Regions from separate parts of the Homo sapiens genome. Here region 1 is linked to region 2. A link is an interaction called in ENCODE POLR2A ChIA-PET data of the cell type or tissue named here. Cell type or tissue: Caco-2. All regions are shown on one strand. Each heading gives the region's core, and the rest is flanking DNA. Links, peaks and the distances in the headings are about the cores only.

Evidence for each region. ChIA-PET counts read pairs that join two places held together with the same protein. Peaks named below come from ENCODE experiments on the same cell type or tissue, not always from the same donor. Only the 100,000 strongest peaks of a DNase experiment are listed, where the experiment ranks them.
Region 1: POLR2A ChIA-PET joins it to region 2 with 10 read pairs; 2 of 35 experiments call an interaction of 5 or more read pairs at or near these places.

What each region holds. Positions count from the first base shown.
Region 1 is chr9:130,187,671-130,195,993 of GRCh38, reverse strand. All of the region lies in intron 1 of NCS1 (neuronal calcium sensor 1), which reads right to left. Among named protein-coding and RNA genes, the nearest start is that of NCS1, 19 kb to the right of the region's middle. RefSeq lists a silencer at 6,279-6,628 and an enhancer at 7,802-8,323. In Caco-2, for the core only: no CTCF peak of the experiment used is centred there; no DNase peak of the experiment used is centred there.
Region 2 is chr9:130,434,547-130,442,869 of GRCh38, reverse strand. No RefSeq gene overlaps it. Among named protein-coding and RNA genes, the nearest start is that of ASS1, 6.3 kb to the left of the region's middle. In Caco-2, for the core only: no CTCF peak of the experiment used is centred there; a DNase peak (open chromatin) is centred at 5,249.

The sequences.
Region 1 (8,323 bases), core at 21-8,020, 250 kb after region 2:
CTGCATGTGAAATTAACAGGGCCTCCGCCTCTGCCTCCCTCGGTGGGTCTGGGCTCTGGGCTCTGGGTTCAGGGCTCAGGGTTCAGGGCAGGGTAGGAACGCAGGCAGTCCTTGCACAGCTTGTTCCCTGGGTCACTGGCCCGCATCCTGACCCCACTGGAGTTCCTCTGACCGTTCCAGCCTCCAGGCCTTTGTGCTCTGCCAGGAACACTTCCTCACCTCACCCGTTCCACCCAGGGAAACCCCATCCATCTTTCAAAGCCTAGCTGCGCCCGAGCGCGGTGGCTCATGCCCGTAATCCCAACACTTTGGGAGGGCAAGGTGGGCGGATTACTCGAGGCCAGGAGTTCGAGACCAGCCTGGCCAACATGGTGAAACCCTGTCTCTACTAAAAATACAAAAATTAGCCGGGTGTGGTGGCGCGTGCCTATAATCCCAGCTACCACGGAGGCTGAAGCATGAGAATTGCTGGAACCCAGGAGGCAGAGGTTGTAGTGAGCTGAGATCACCACTGTACTCCAGCCTGGGTGACAGAGACTGTCTCAAAAAAAAAAAAAACAAAGCCCAGCTGGGATGGCCCTCTTCTAGGAGGCCCTCCCGACCCTGCCTTGGCCCCTTGGGAAGCCCCCTTCACATGAGGTCTGTCTTCCCATGGGTTCCACGACAGAGGGCCAACGGGGGTCTGACCAAGGGGGCACAGGCTGGGCTTGGGGGAGCAGTGGTGAAGTACAGCGGTCCAGAGAGGGCCTTGGCCAGCCCAGCAAGCACTTCAGGCCAGGGCTCCCTCTGATCTGTGGTCTTGGATGAGTGACCCCGCATCTCTGAGCCTTGGTTTGCTCATCTGTAAAATGGGACTCAGGCATCTAGCAGGAAGAGGAGGGACTGGTGCTCGGCCCAGTGTCCAGCACCCAGCAAGTGCGAGACAGAAGCACTTCTTCCCCTCATTTTCCTAGCTGGACACTAAGCCTGCAGAGGCCAGGACACTTCTCCTGGCCCATCCTAGCATCACCCTCAGAGCCTGGCTCAGCACCCTGCACACAGGGGACAGAGAAAAACACCTGCTGATTCCTCCTTTGTCATCCAGCCACTGGGCTGGGTTTAGAACACATCCTCAAACGTGTTTCTCATGCATTGACCTTCACAATTTCATCTGGCTTTGGCCAATTTTTAAAACGAACTCTCTCCATCACACTCTGCCTCCAGGCCTGCAGGCCCAGGCTCGTACCAAAACCAGGATTTAAAACTGGCAATGGGCCATGCTCTCCATGGGGCCAGACAGGGGAAAGTTCTGGGGTGCCATCCTGTCAGGGCCACTTGAAGCCTGGGTGATTCCAAACAAGTTTCTTAACCCCTCTGAACCTCCAAGTCCTCACCTGTAGGATGGGGTATAAACTCCTACCAGGCAGAGCCATTGTCAAGGTTGTTGAGGAGTGGATGGAGAAATCAGAGCCGACACAGGGCCCTGGGAGAGGGGGGGCTGGGCATCCACTCTACTCCCCTTCACTGACCCCCAGAGAGCCAGAGCTGCAGAAGGGGAGGGCAGCTGCAGTCTCAGAGCAGAGAGTGGGTCCTAGCCTTCGCCGCACCCCCACGCCCACAGACTCCAGGCTCGTACCCCACAGCCAGGAAGCACCCGCGGTGCCCACAGCCTCCTTTCCACCCCGGCAGCGCTCCTGAGGTCCCCAGCTCCTCTACTCCAGCTCCTCCTCCCTTCCACACAGCCCTTGTCTGCCAGGAATGAACACGAGAGCCAGTCCCAGGAGCCCAGGAGGATGTTAAGTCTGATTTTGATTTCCCTAAAGCAAAACACCTCTCTCCTGATTGAAGCTCAGCTCAAACATGGTGGGAGCAAAAGGCAGGGGCTGGCAGCCCCCTCCCGGCGCTGGCTTCAGCTAGAGGCATGGACGGCAGACGGCCAGCCAATCCAGCCTCTTCCGCCATCCCTCCTGGGGCGGACCTGGCCCTGGATCCATCTCCAGGGTTGAGGGCTGCCGGAGTGTCTCTGTACCTGGCCCCAGCCCTCCACCACAGCTGAAGGAAAACCGCACCAGCAAGAGGGCCTTTGGGTTTGAGCAGCACAAGAATAGAAGGCGGGGCCTTTGGGCCTGGCCACGAGTGACCCATCTTACTAAATCAGACAGTCCCCTCGGTCCTGACACCTTTGATCACTGACTGTCCTCCTTCCAGAAGCGCAGCTGGCCTCAGAAGCTCCTCCCAGGCCCACGCCTCTCCTGTGCTCAATCTCCCAGCACCAGGGCTCCTCCAAGCGCCCAGCTCACACGCTTTCCGGGGGCGGCTCTGCTCCCTGCACCCCTCACTCCCAGTCTCCTCCCAGCTGGCCCCTCCTGCAGTTCAGCTCCCCCACCCCCGTCCAAGCTCCTCACCGATGGCCCAGAGGCCCCTCAGGCTCCACGTGGCCCAAAGGGATCGCCCGGGCCTCTTCCCAGGTCCCCATCCAGAGATCTCCCTACAGGCAGTCCTGCACCAACTGCAGACAAGTCCCATCCAACCTGGCTGCCTCAAAAATACGAGAATGCCCCCACTGTCCAGGGCTGGCTGGACGTCGCCCCCACACCATCCCAGCTGCTGTGCCGGCCTCTTCTCAGCCCCCACCCCATCCCACTTTCCCATCCAGTCCCCACCTGCAGCTGCCAGCATCCCTAATGTGGTCACATTCCTCCCCTCCTAGAACCCTCCTCCAGAGCCTCAGTGCGTCTCCAGCCTCTCCAGCCTCACCCCTGCCCCTCCTCACAGCACCCCGCAGCTGTGTTCTCCCTGCAGTACCTCAGAGCCCCCTCGGTACCATCTCCTGAGAATAGGGTGCTCTGCCCCAAGCCCTCCCTGGGCAGCAACAGCACAGCTAAGTCAGAGCGGAGGGAGTGCACCGCTGGCCGCACACACCCTCCTGCCCCCACACCGGGCCCACCCCTGGGGAGGGGCAGTTCCTCAAAGCGAAGACGGTGGTGGTCTCTTGTGGGACCTGGACTCCAGGGATCTGCCACTCCGTTGCTGTGTGACCGGTTTTTTCCCCAGTTTGGGTTTCGGTTTCCCCATCTGTGAGAGAGGACATTACTAGCTGTGCCAACCATGGAGTACCGCACACTGGGAGGTGGGGAGGACAGAAAAGAGAGTGAAACACCTGTGGGGTTCCCACTGGGGTCCTGCTACACTCGAGGGCTGGGAAGCAGCCACCTGCTGCTCCAATCCTCCAGGTGCCCCAAGCACACAAGGCCTCAGATCACTCCCCCCACTCACTGCAGCACCGGCTCCTGGGGGAGAACCTCCCTGGAGTCACACGGCAGCATCAGGTGATTTCAGAAGGCCCCGGGGATATATGCTGGTGTTCCTGGGTGGGCAGGGAGTCCTGGCTGCCCACCTTTGCTCCTGACCCAATGTGTGAACGTGGCCACGCACCCTCCCCTCTCTGTCCCACGAAAGAGGTCAACTCCTGAGACCTCCAGGCCCCCCAGCTCCCACGCTCCACAAAGTGACCTTCAGGCAACAAGTAAATGAGGGTCTGGAGCGCCTCATTTCCCACAACGACAGGCCCCGTGTCCAGGAAGAGCAGCCCCCGAGAGGGCTGGAGTGAGGACAGGAAGGTGGGCACAGGCTCTGGGCCAGACAACGTGGCCGGGCCCCAGACTCATTAACCCTCGACCTTGGACAAGGGCGGCAGCCTCTTCTCTAAAATGGAGTGCTCGGCGGCACTGCCTCCAAGCTCAGAGTAACGTGACAGCAGACGCAGGAGCTGCCTGGCACGAGGCAGTCAGCATGATCATCACTGCTGTTGTACTTATTACTCGATGCCCCTGCCAGGGTGAGAAGAGAGACCACCCCCCACTCCCAATCCCATACCTGTCTGCCACCACTGCCTGGCTAAAGGGCAGCTGGGCCCCAGCACCAGGCCTGAGCTGCCCCAGAAAGGAGGCCTGGCCTGCTGCCCAGAGCTCCCGGGCACTCCTGGCTGAGCAAAGCCGCTGCAGGAGCCCCTCGCCCTGACCCACTCGCCGCGCGTTCCCCAGCCCTTCTGCCCTCCAGCCCCCCATCACGTGTCCCCACTGTGGGAGTGGTGTCCCAGCCTCCTTGGCAGTCACTGTCTCCACCCCAGTTCGCTGAGTGCCAGCCAGGACTGGTCCAGCACTGGGCTGGGGCACACAGCGGCTGGCAGGAAAGGTGGGCGGGCCCCGTCTGCTCTGCTCGCTGCCCCTTCCAAGCAGGCTGCCCACCAGGGCCATCAGACCGCCATGTGCAGCAGTGAGCAGCTGTGACGGCCACTGTCGCCATCGGGTGCTGACTGCGGTCTGCCCGGCACCAGCCTGAACCCTCATTTCATTAGCGTCTCACACAGCCCAGGGGGCCATGGGCTGTTGCTGTATCTGTCTCAGGATGAGGCACCTGGGCTCATCAGGGGAGCCCCATGCCCACGGCCATCCAGCTGACCAGGCTCTGACCACCCCCTACCGGCCCCCACTTCCCTTCCTTACATCCCCACGGCTGCCTCGCCTCCATGTAAAAGATGCCAGAGCCTCCGGGCTGGTGGGAGGAAGGCTGAGCACTCGAATCGGGGGGTATTTCACCTGTTGGGGGATCTCCCAGCCTGTCTTCAGGAATGGCGAGTAGATGGAGTCCCTGGCCCCGGAGGGCAGACTCGGGCCAGGCCAGGTAACCTTCAGCCCCAGCTCCCGGGAGCTGCTCTTCACCGCTCTGCACCCAGGCCTGGCTCTCCTGCCCGAGGCCCTCTAAAGCCAGGCTCTCGGCTTGGGACACACAGTCCAGCAGGGATCACCCAGGGCCTTTGCACAGATGGGTCTACCAACTATCCAGTCGCCACGTGGCCTGGGTCAGCGTGCTCCCTGCCCCGCTGTCAGGGGCCAACGAGAGGATACACATCACAAGCACTGAGCCCAGCACATGGTGGGCGCCCTGGAGATGCTGTGCCGATGAGGAGTCGTGGTGTCTGAATAAAAGTCAGAGGGCCAGGCCTTGGGGCAGACACCAAGATGGGAAGCTGTTGCCGCTCCCGCAGGAAGTGGAGCCAGGAGAGAGGCTGCTTAGAGCTGCTCAGATTCAAAATCAAAGCCCCGTTTCCCTCTCAGCCCCTTGGGATCCTCCCCAAGGCCCTGTGCTGACAGGCGGGGGTCCCTGCCAGCCCACTTCCAAGAAACTGCGGTTTCACAGAGAGGCAAAGCACTCAACCAAGATCACGCAGTCAGGGGTGGAGGAGTGGAGATGGAGGCCAGGTTTATCGACTCCAGAGTCCAGGCTCAGGAAGGCTTTAGCTGGGAGATATCATCCCCAAGGATGATCCTGCCCACCTCCCGCACGCTGTCAAAGAGTTACTGAATCTTTGGCATCTCTGACGCCCCAACAAAGTGCCGTTGGTGCTGGCAGGCAAAGGTCCTCAGTATCTGCTGATCTGTTAACTTGCTTTGACTGGCTGAGTGACCCAGATCAAGTCGCACTGACATAGGTTCAAATCCCGGCTCTACCATGTTCCAGTTGTGTGACATTGGACAAGTCGGTTAACCTCCCTTGGTTTTCTCACCAGAAAACTAAGGGCGATAAAACCTACCATAGTTACATACGTAGAAAATAGATGGAAAGAAACCAGTTGAAAATGTACACAGTGGCCTCAGAGAAGCTGTATGAGAAATGGTTTTGTTCTGTCTCTGTGAGTGCCTGCTTTTGTCCGATTTGGACCTTCCCCAATGGCTGGGTGCTCCATGGGGCAGGATCTATGTCTGCCTAAGTTGCAGCCAAATGGTAGCATCTGGCACATAGTAGGTGCTCAATGTATGTGTGTTCTCACAGAATGCATGTTCTTGTTTTAGGTGGGTAAGTTGGAAAGTAGACAGGGCTACTTTTATTTTCTAAAACCCAAAGTTATTTCTGGCTAGTAAAGGAACTTGTTCCAATGACCACATATATTCTCTCTCTCTCTCTCTCTCTCTCTCTCTCTCTTGCATAAACATACAAGAACTACCCCCTGGCTCAAGCCATCTTTCCTGCCAGACTCAGCTCAGAATCTTCCAAAAGGAAGTAAGCCACATCTTCTGCCTCTTTGGGGCCTTCGAGACCTTGGGAATATATATATATATATATATATATATATATTTTTTTTTTTTTTTTTTTTTTGAGATGGAGTCTATCTTCTAGCTCTGTCACCCAGGCTGGAGTGCAGTGGCACAATCTCAGGTCACTGCAACCTCCACCTTCTGGGTTCAAGCAGGTTCAAGCAATTCTCCTGCCTCAGCTTCCTGAGTAGCTGGGATTATAGGCACGCGCCACCACACCCGGCTAATTTTTGTATTTTTAGTAGAGACAGGGTTTCACCATGTTGACTAGACTGGTCTCGAACTACTGACCTCAAGTGATCCGCCCACCTCGGCCTCTCAAAGTCCTGGGATTACAGGCGTGAGCCACCGTGGCTGGCCAAGACCCTGGGGAAATCTTGGGTGTGTGGAGTTTTCTCAAGATTCCTGGTGGGGACCCTCTCAAACATTTCAGAGCCGACCCCGGCACTCAGGGATCCGGATCAGTCCCATTCCACAAGCATTTCCCAAACACTGCCAAGGTCAGACATTGTGGAAGGCACTGAAGCAACTGACCTACTCAGTAGAAAGGGTCTTTGTCTAAACTGACTCATTCTTTAGCCCCTGTAGACAAGTGACCTTGGGTAACTAAATTCACCTCTCTGAGCCTCAGTTTCCTTAGCTGTAAAATGGGAATAGTGGCGGTCACAATACGTTTCTTGCAGGCTGGTTAAAGGAACAAACAGGATTTTCACCCTTTCCTTCATCCAGCAATTAATTTCTGAGCACACTCAATGGGTCAGAACCTGAGCCAGGCTCCAGGGACACAGCAATGACCTAGACACAGGTTCCTGTCCTCTGAGTCCCTGATACAACAGGGGAGACACACCCTGTTAGCACACACCCACACAGCTGTCTATCTGTCATAATAAGAAAGGAAAGCTCAGCTGGGCCCAGTGGCTCATGCCTGTAATCCCAGCACTTTGGGAGACCAAGACGGGCGGATCACCAGAGGTCAGGAGTTTGAGACCAGCCTGGCCAACATGGCAAAACCCCGTGTCTATTACAAATACAAAAATAAGCTAGGCATGGTGGCAGGCACCTGTAATTCCAGTTACTCGGGAGGCTGAAACAGGAGAATCGCTTGAACCCAGGAGGCAGAAGTTGCAGCAAGCCAAGATTGCACCACTGCACTCCAGCCTGGGCAACAAAGTGAGATCCCCGTCTCAAAAAAGAAAAACAAAGGAAAGAGGCTGGGCGCAGTGGCTCATGCCTGTAATCCCAGCACTTTGGGAGGCCAAGAAGGCGGGTGAATCACCTGAGGTCGGGAGTTCGAGACCAGCCTGACCAACATGGAGAAACCCCGTCTCTACTAAAAATATAAAATTAGGTCATGGTGGCACATGCCTGTAATCCCAGCTACTCGGGAGGCTGAGGCAGGAGAATCACTTGAACCCAGGAGGCTCCGCCGAGATCGAGCCATTGCACTCCAGCCTGGGCAACAAGAGCGAAACCCCGTCTCAAAAAAAAAAAAAAAAGGAAAGTTCAGGATTAATGAAATGTGAAGCAGGAACCCAACCTAGCCTAGGGGGTCAGGCGTGCTCCCTGAGGAAAGGGCTGATGTGCAGGCCTCAGCCAGGCAAAGAAGAAGAAGCAGAGCTTTCCAGGAGAGGCTGCAGGTCCAAGCCTCAGAGGCCATCCAGAGCCTGGCGAGTTCAGGAACCACAAGAAGCCACATCACACTAGAACAAAACCTTATCCAGAGGCAGCGTGGTGTGGTCCAGGTGGAGAGAACACAGCAAGTATCCCAAAATGTTAACAATTGCCACTACTATTAATATAGGTGTCACAGCACCCAAAGACAAGACCAGATGGCCAGGGCTAATAACGGGGGCACCCCACAGGGGCAGGAACTGCAAGAGGCCGAGCAGGCCACCACCCCCCATCTCCCCACTTTGGATCATGTGGCATCTGCCTCCCCCACCCTAGTCCCCACATTCCTGCTTCAGTCCTAGCCCTCCAGGGACCCCCACCCCAGCCCCAGGAAGGGGTGGGAGACACAAAGCTGTGTGGCCTCCATCACAGCTCAGGCAGAAGCCAAATTGTTCACAGAAGCCACACGGTCACACCTAATGTCATAGCCGGTAGAGCAGGGAGCCCTCTGGATGGAAGCACTGTGAGGCTCCCAAGATGCAACAGAGGCGAGAGGTGAAGAGAGACCCCAGGGAAGGTGCGAGGCCCTCCACACAGGGATAGATGGAGATGGCATTGGCAGGGACGCAGAGACTGGG
Region 2 (8,323 bases), core at 252-8,251:
AGACTGGGGCACCATGGCCTTTGACTTTCATCTTACCCCCTGCCCACACCTAGGTCAGGGGTCCTCCAGGAGCCTTTGCACCTTCTAGGTAAGTGATCTTGGTGGCATTCCTAAAAACAAAGCAGCACCTAGGCCTGAGCAGGTGGAGAAACAAAGGCACTGGGATCTGAGACACTCATACCTTCCTTTTTTTTTTTTTTTTTTTTAATTTGGAGTCTTGCTCTGTCACCCAGGCTGGAGTACAGTGGCACCCTCACTGCAGCCTCTGCCTCCCCGGTTCAAGCAATACTCCTGCCTCAGCCTCCTGAATAGCTGGGACTACAGGCCCGCCACCACACCAGGCTAATTTTTGTATTTTAAGTAGAGACGGGTTTTCACCATGTTGGCCAGGCTGGTCTTGAACTCCTGACCTCAGGTGATCAACCCACCTCCGCCTCCCAAAATGCTGGGATTACAGGTGTGAGCCACCGTGCCCAACAACATTCATATCTTCTAAATATATCAAGTCTGCCCCTTTCTCTCCACTTCCACTTCCTCCATACAGGGCCACCATCTTCTCTTACTGAGACCATTATAATTTCTTACTTAAGTCTCTTTGCTGGCTCCTCCACTTACCCTAGTTGCCCCTCCAACATTTCCTCCCCAACAGCCAGAGAGGTTCTGTTTGTTTGTTTGTTTAAGAGATAGTTTCTTGGGGTCACAGGTATGGGTACTCCAGGGCCCAGCTCTGAGATGACTAATTTATTGGACACCTTGGATGACTGGCCTGGTGGAGGCCTGTGCCCAGGCAAAGGCCTAAGTCTTCCATACAGTGGAGAGGAAGACCTGGTAGGTTGAGACATCTTTGATAGGTGGTATAAAAGTCCTCAGTTTCTTTTCTTTCTTTTTTTTTTTTTTGTATTTTTCACTGATATATCTTAGTTATACATATTTTGGGGGTACATGTGATGTTTTGATCCGTGTATACAATGTGTAATCATCAAATCAGGGTAAGTCTTCAATTTCAGTGGAGGTACCAAGAGATCCATCCTGGTTTAGATGTCTGAGCAATGTTTTATGTGTATAAGTTTTGCCTATCTTCCATCAAATTTACTTCTAAGAATTTTAATTTTTTGATGTTATCATACATGATATTTTTATTTTCCAATTGTTCCTGGCATATAAAATCAACTTTTGTAAATTAGGTTTATATTCTGCAACTTTTTTTAAATTCACTTATTGACTCTAGTAGATTTTTGTAAATACCTTAGGATTTTCTAGGTAGACAGCAATGTTGTCTATGAATAGAAACAGTTTTACTTTCCCCTTTATTACCTTTGTACCTTTTTTGCTTGCCTTATTGCAATGGTCAGTATCCCCAGTAGAATGTTGAATAGAATTGGTAAGAGTAGTTATCCTTTCCCTGTTCATGATCTTAGGGCAGAGGATTCATTCAGTCTTTCACCGTTAAGTACAATGTTAGCTGTAGGTTTTTCATAGTTTTTTTTTTTTTTTTTTTGGTCAGAAGAAGTTCACTTTTCTTCCTTATTTATTGAAAGATTTTTACATAAATAGGTACTAAATTTTGTCAAATGCTATTTCTACACCTATTGAAATGATCATATGATTTTCTCCTTTATTTTATAAATGTGGTGTGTTACATTGATTGGCTTTCAGGTGTTGAACCAACCTTGCATTCCTGGAAAAAATTATATCTCAAATTGATTTTTAAGAAAAAAAAGAAACAGAAGGGGAATCTTTGGGTTAAAAGAGCTATAAAAGATAAAATCAAGGCTGGGTGTGGTGGCTTATGCCTGTAATCCCACCACTTTGGGAGGCTGAGATGGGCAGATTGCTGAGGCCAGGACTCTGAGACCAGCCTGAGCAACATAGTGAAACCCTGTCTCTAGTCAAAATACAAAAACTTAGCCAGGTGTCATGGCGTATACCTGTAATCCCACCTACTCAGGTGGTTGAGGCACAAGAATTGCTTGAACCTGGGAAGCAGAGGTTGCAGTGAGCCAAGACAGAGATTGCAGTGAGCCAAGATTGCACCACTGCACACTCCAACCTGGGCACAAAACGTGCTCTGTCTCAAAAATAAAATAAAATAAATCACAATGTTTAGATCTCATTTAGATACTGATTTCTTTTAAGTGCAAAAGAAATATTTTTATTTTTATTTTTATTTTTATTTTATTTTATTTTTTTGAGACGGAGTCTCGCTCTGTCGCCCAGGCTGGAATGCAGCGGCGTGGTCTCGGCTCACTATAAGCCCCGCCTCCCGGGTTCATGCCATTCTCCTGCCTCAGCCTCCCGAGTAGCTGGGACTACAGGCGCCCGCTACCATGCCCGGCTAATTTTTTGTATTTTTAGTAGAGACAGGGTTTCACTGTGTTAGCCAGGATGGTCTCGATCTCCTGACCTCGTGATCCGCCTGCCTTGCCTTCCTAAAGTGCTAGGATTACAGGCGTGAACCCCCGCGCCCAGCAAGAAATATTTTTATAAGCAGTTGGAAGTTTGAACACTGATGAGATATTCAATAACAGCAAGACAGAATTACTATTGATTTTTTAGGTGTAATAATAATGATATTGTAGTTATTTTTCTTTTTTGAGACAAGGTCTCCTCTGTCTCCCAGGCTGGAGTGCAGTGGCACGATCTTGGCTCACTGCAGCTCCACCTCCCGGGCTCAAGTGATCCTCCCACCTCAGCCTCCTTAGTATCTGGCACTACAGGCACATGCCACCACACCTGGCTAATTTTTGTATTTTTAGTAGAGATGGGTTTCATCATGTTGCCCAGGGTGGTCTTGAACTCTTGGCCTCAAGCAATCTGCCTACCTCGACCTCCCAAAGTGCTGGGATTACAGGCATGATCCACTGCACCCAGCTTGTAGTTATATTTTTATTGAAAGATTTATAAAGTTTTAGAGCTATGTACTGCAATATTAATGAATAAAATGGTTTCTGAAGCAAGGTTTTGATGGTCCCCATGACTCTTAGGTTCAAATCTCAATGGCTGTACTTCCTCCTCTGCCCTTACCCACTATACTGCTGCTGCCGGCCTGGCTGTGGTTGTTTCAACGTGTCAAGCCCTTTTTGCCATGTGGTCTTTCCACACACTGCTCCTTAGTGATGCCTCTTATCCTTTCCCTCCCCCACCAGATCAGTTGCTTGTCATAAGCTCTGATACTGGCACAGAGCAGAGGGCTGAGGCCTCCAGCAAGAAAATGGAAGAATGTGAGCGCTCTGGTTCCTGCTGTCTCTCCCCACTGCTCTTATCTTAGCCTGGATGACTGTGACCTCTCACATGCACCTCTGCAGGAGACACCTCACCTATCCTCCTGCCTGTGCTCACCATCCCCTCTGCTCCATGCTCCACATTGCAGCTGGGGGCTTTTCTAAGAGTCAGCTCTGACCTTTTCTTTTTTTGAGATAAGTCTCGCTCTGTCGCCCAGGCTGGAGTGCAGTGGCACAATCTCGGCTCACTGCAATCTCTGCCTCCTGGGTTCAAGCAATTATTCTACCTCAGCCTCCAGAATAGCTAGGATTACAAGCGCCCACCACCGCACCTGGCTAATTTTTGTATTTTTAATAGAGACGGGGTTTCACCATGTTGGCCAGGCTGGTCTCGAACTCAACCTCAGATGATCCGCCCACCTCGGCCTCCCAAAGTGCTGAGATTACAGGCGTGAGCCACCGCGCCTGGCCTCAGCTCTAACTTTGGTGGCCACTTGTCTGAGTGGCTACAGGGCAAGCTTAATGGATGTGACCTCATCGAATGCCCCCAGCCACCTAAAGGCATAGATACAGCCTGTGTACAGAGCCCTGGAGTGGGCTTCCTCCTGCCTCCGTTTCTCGCCTCTGCCACCCAAGGGCTCTGGACCTGCTGGGCATGAAGGGGCCTGGGTGTGTAGAGACTTCAAGGATCTCACCCTGAAACCTCCTTGTGGTTGGCACCAGAAGCCACTTTGCCACTGCCCAAGCCTGGGCATTGGCCCTGGGAAAAGAGAGTGTCCTCCAGGCCAGACCCTAGGTTGCCAGTCCTCGCCCACAGGAACACAGAGTCCAGTTGTTGGGTTCGTGGAAAACCCACATCAGGGAGTTCAATGCCTGACCTGCAGGCCTGTTTTCCACCCCTGATGGTGCAAACAGACTCGCAGAGGTCAGGTGGCACCAGGGGGCTGGGCAGCTTGGACAGAGTCTTGGCCAATGACAGCTGGCAGCTAGAGAAAAAGAAGTGGCAAACACCCTTTTTGGATGGAAAATACTCTCTGGCTCTGGCTGTGGCTTGCTTGGGAGGGGCCTCCTCTGCTTGGTAACCTTCCTTAGGGGCGGGGTAAGCAGTTGGAGTGTAGGGGAGGAAGGGACTGGGTCAGAATCTACCTCCAAGGCCTGGTCTGCCTTGGGCTTTCTGTGTGACCTTGGGTAAGTCACTCCTTTCCCCCGGCCTCCGCTCCATAGCCTCAAATGGAAAAGGAGGGAAAAGTGGGGAGGCAGGGGGCTGAATAGACACTCCCTTTTTAGCTCCTCACATCTTGAATTGCCAAGGGCCCTTGTCTTCAGCCTGCCCCTGGCCCTCTCTCTCTTCCCCCTTCCTTGGAAAGTGGAGGCAGGGGAGCCTGGTGGTCAGAGCCCAGGACTCTGGAGTCAGATGGACCTGGGCTGAGTCCTTCTCTTCCCCTCCAGGCTGTGTGAGATAGATAAGTGGCTTCCTTCTCTGAGCTCTCCTTCTCTCATTTGTGAAATGGGGATGCTGTTTCTTGGCTCTGGAGCTCCTGGAAGGACTAAGTAAACCCAAGTTGCCGGGCACGGTGGCTCACGCCTGTAATCCCAGCACTTTGGGAGGATGAGACAGGCGGATCACGAAGTCAGGAGATCGAGACCATCCTGGCTAACACGGTGAAACCCCATCTCTACAAAAAAAAAAAAAAAAATTAGCTGGGCGTGGTTGGTGGCGGATGCCTGTAGTCCCAGCTACTCTGGAGGCTGAGGCAGGAGAATGGCATGAACACAGGAGGCGGAGCTTACAGTGAGCCGAGATCGCGCCACTGCACTCCAGCCTGGGCGACACAGTGAGACTCTGTCTCAAAAAAAAAAAAAAAAAAAAAAACCTCAAGTCTGTAAGACACTGGACAAAGACTTAACAAGTAGTAGTTTCACAAACATGGAAGGCCTGCGTGAGACTGGGAGCGGCCTGCAGGAGACAGCAGGGGTGAGAGAGGAGTGGCACCTCCCCTCTGTGGGTCTCCGCCTCTGCATCACCTCCACAAAGTCCCCAGCTCCATAAAAAATTAACAGCCTAGCGAAGAGCAGTGCTCCAGTTCTGACCCGTTGACCCCTGGCGTTGCACAAAGAGGGGCGTTCGGCCCAAGGAAGGCCCTCACAGGTGGACCCTGGACGAATAGGGTACAGGAGGGCCTGGGAAGCCCCTCCCGCACTTCTTCCCGCCTCCTCTAATCTCTCCACCCAGCCTGGACTTCCATCATCAGTAATTTCTGTGGTTTAAACCAGAGATCAGCAAACTCTGGTCTGAACTTGTTTTTGTAAAGCCTGCGTGCAAACTAAGAATGGCTTTTACATTTGTAAATGGTTGAAAAACATCAAAAGAAGAATATTTCATGGCACATGAAAATGATAATAAATTTGAAATGTAAGTGTCCACAAATAAAGTTTTATTGGAACACAGCTGTGCCCATCTGTTCATGGGTCCTCCGGGGCTGCTTTTGCGCTGCAATGGCAAAGGTAAGTCATTTTGACAGAGCTTGAATGTCCCGCAAAGCAGAAAGTACTATCTGGCCCCTAACAGAAAAACTTTGCAGACTGGTTTGAAGGAAACCTACAGTAAGAAGCATCCTGGAGAAGGTTCTACTGGGGCTGTTAGGTGGGAATCAAGAGTCCCAGTTTGACCATTAACCAGTCACACCTCAGTCAAGTGACTGGATCATGTTCCCTCCCTGTACCCCCCTTTCTGCATCTGTAAAATGGACACAGCGATTTTTTCTCTGTGTACCCAGAACAGCTCTGTTAAGACAGCCTGATTGTCGTTCATCTCTAGAAGGAACTAACTCAGACAACTTTCCTCATTGCCCAGATGAGAGGGAGGGGACAATTAGGGGGAGCTGACCATGTCACACTAAGTAGGAGGAACAGGGAGAGAGGCACTCTTTTCTTCAGAACCATATGCAAAAGACAACCTCTCTCTCCCAGAGGCTGTGTCAGGGGCAGCTGGCAACAAAGAGGCCACCAGGCAGGGGCTGCTGCCAGCCCAGGGAGAAGGGCAGGAATGGGAGGAGAAGGATAAACAGCCAAGCTCCGTTTCACCTACACTCCTCCCGAGACCCAGCACACTGGAGATAGGCCAACACGCAGATATGCATTGACTTTCTTAAAAACCATTTTCGTTAGAGATGGGGTCTCGCTCTCTCACCCAGGCTGGAGTGCAGTGGCCAAATCATAGCTCACTGTAGCCCCAAACTCCTGGGCTCAAGGGTCTTCCCTCCTCAGCTTCCCAGGTAGCGGTACTACAGGCATGCACCACCACACCTACCTATACATGTGCTCTTGTATAGGTCACTCATCAAAGCCAAAGTCCCTGTGGTGGCCCAAAGACCTCACAGGATCCACCCCACCCCCTTGACCTTTCTGTCTTCCCTTTCTCCCACCTCATTCATCTCCAGCCTCCCCAACCTCCTGGCTGGACCCTCCTGCCTGAGGGCCCTGACACTTGCTGTCCCCTCTTCTCCTGCCCTGACCGCCTATTAAAACTATCCCAGGGGCCGGGCACAGCGGCTCACATCTGTAATTCCAGCACTTTGGGAGGCTGAGGCGAGTGAATCACTTGAGGTCAGGAGTTTGAGACCAGCCTGGCCAACATGGTGAAACCCCGTCTCTACTGAAAATACAAAAATTAGGCCAGGCGCGGTGGCTCACGCCTGTAATCCCAGCACTTTGGGATGCTGAGGTGGGTGAATCACCTGAGGTCAGCAGTTCGAGACCAGCCTGATCAACATGGAGAAACCCTGTTTCTACTAAAAATACAAAATTAGCTGGGCATGGTGGTGCATGCCTGTAATACTAGCTACTCGGGAGGCTGAGGCAGGAGAATGGTGTGAACCCGGGAGGTGGAGCTTAAAGTGAGCCAAGATCGCGCCACTGCACTCCAGCCTGGGCGACAGGGCCAGACTCTGTCTCAAAAAAAAAAAAAAAAAAGACTACTTAGGAATTGTTGCACTACACTTCCATCCATCCATTCGTCCAACAAAGGCCCTTCCTGTAGATGAATTAGATGAATTATTAAGGCCAGGGCCTAGAAATGGCCCTTGCCTTCAATAATCCATCCCCCAGAAGGGGAGATGCTATCAGGAAAAAGATAGCTCAGAAGAGGACTGCAAGTGAAAGCCAGGGGTGAGCTGCAAAGGATACAAGATGACAAGCAAGCCATAAAGAAGCCCGCTGTAAGAGTCTATGACTGGAAAGCGACAAGAGTTAGAAGATAAAAATAGGCTGGGGTAAGCCAGGTGCAGTGGCACATGCCTGTAATCCCAGCACTTTGGGAGGCTGAGGTGGGCGGATCCTTTGAACCCAGGAGTTCCAGACCAGACTGAGCAACATAATGAAACCTCATCTCTACAAAACATTTAAAAAATTAGGCCGGGCGCGGTGACTCACGCCTGTAATCCCAGCACTTTGGGAGGCCGAGGCGGGCAGATCACCTGAGGTCAGGAGTTTGAGACCAGCCTGACCAATGTGGAGAAACCCCATCTCTACTAAAAATACAAAATTAGCCGGGCGTGGTGGCGCATGCCTGTAATCCCAGCTACTCGGGAGGCTGAGGCAGGAGAATCACTTGAACCCAGGAGGCGGAGGTTGCGGTGAGCCGAGATAGCACCATTGCACTCCAGCCTGGGCAACAAGAGTGAAACTCCAACTCAAAAAAAAAGAAAAAAAATTTAGCCAGGTGTGGTGGTGCATGCCTGTGGTCCCAGATACTCAGGAGGTTGAGGTAGGAGGATCGCTTGAGCCTGGGAGGCAGACATTGAGGTGAGCAGAGGTCACGCCACTGCACTCCAGCCTGGGTGACACAGCAAGATCCTATCTCAAAATAATAATAATATCACACTGGTATTTTCCTAAGGGAGTAGATATGAGGTGTTCTTGCCACAAAAATAAGTATATACAAGATGATGGGTATGTTTTAATTTTTTCAAGCCCACACAAAATCCAAATGGATATATTAATTGGTTTGACTATAGTAACCATTTCATTATGTGTATCAAAGCATCACGTTGTATGCCTTACATATATACAAAACATTAATAATTAATATAAAGGCCAGGCAT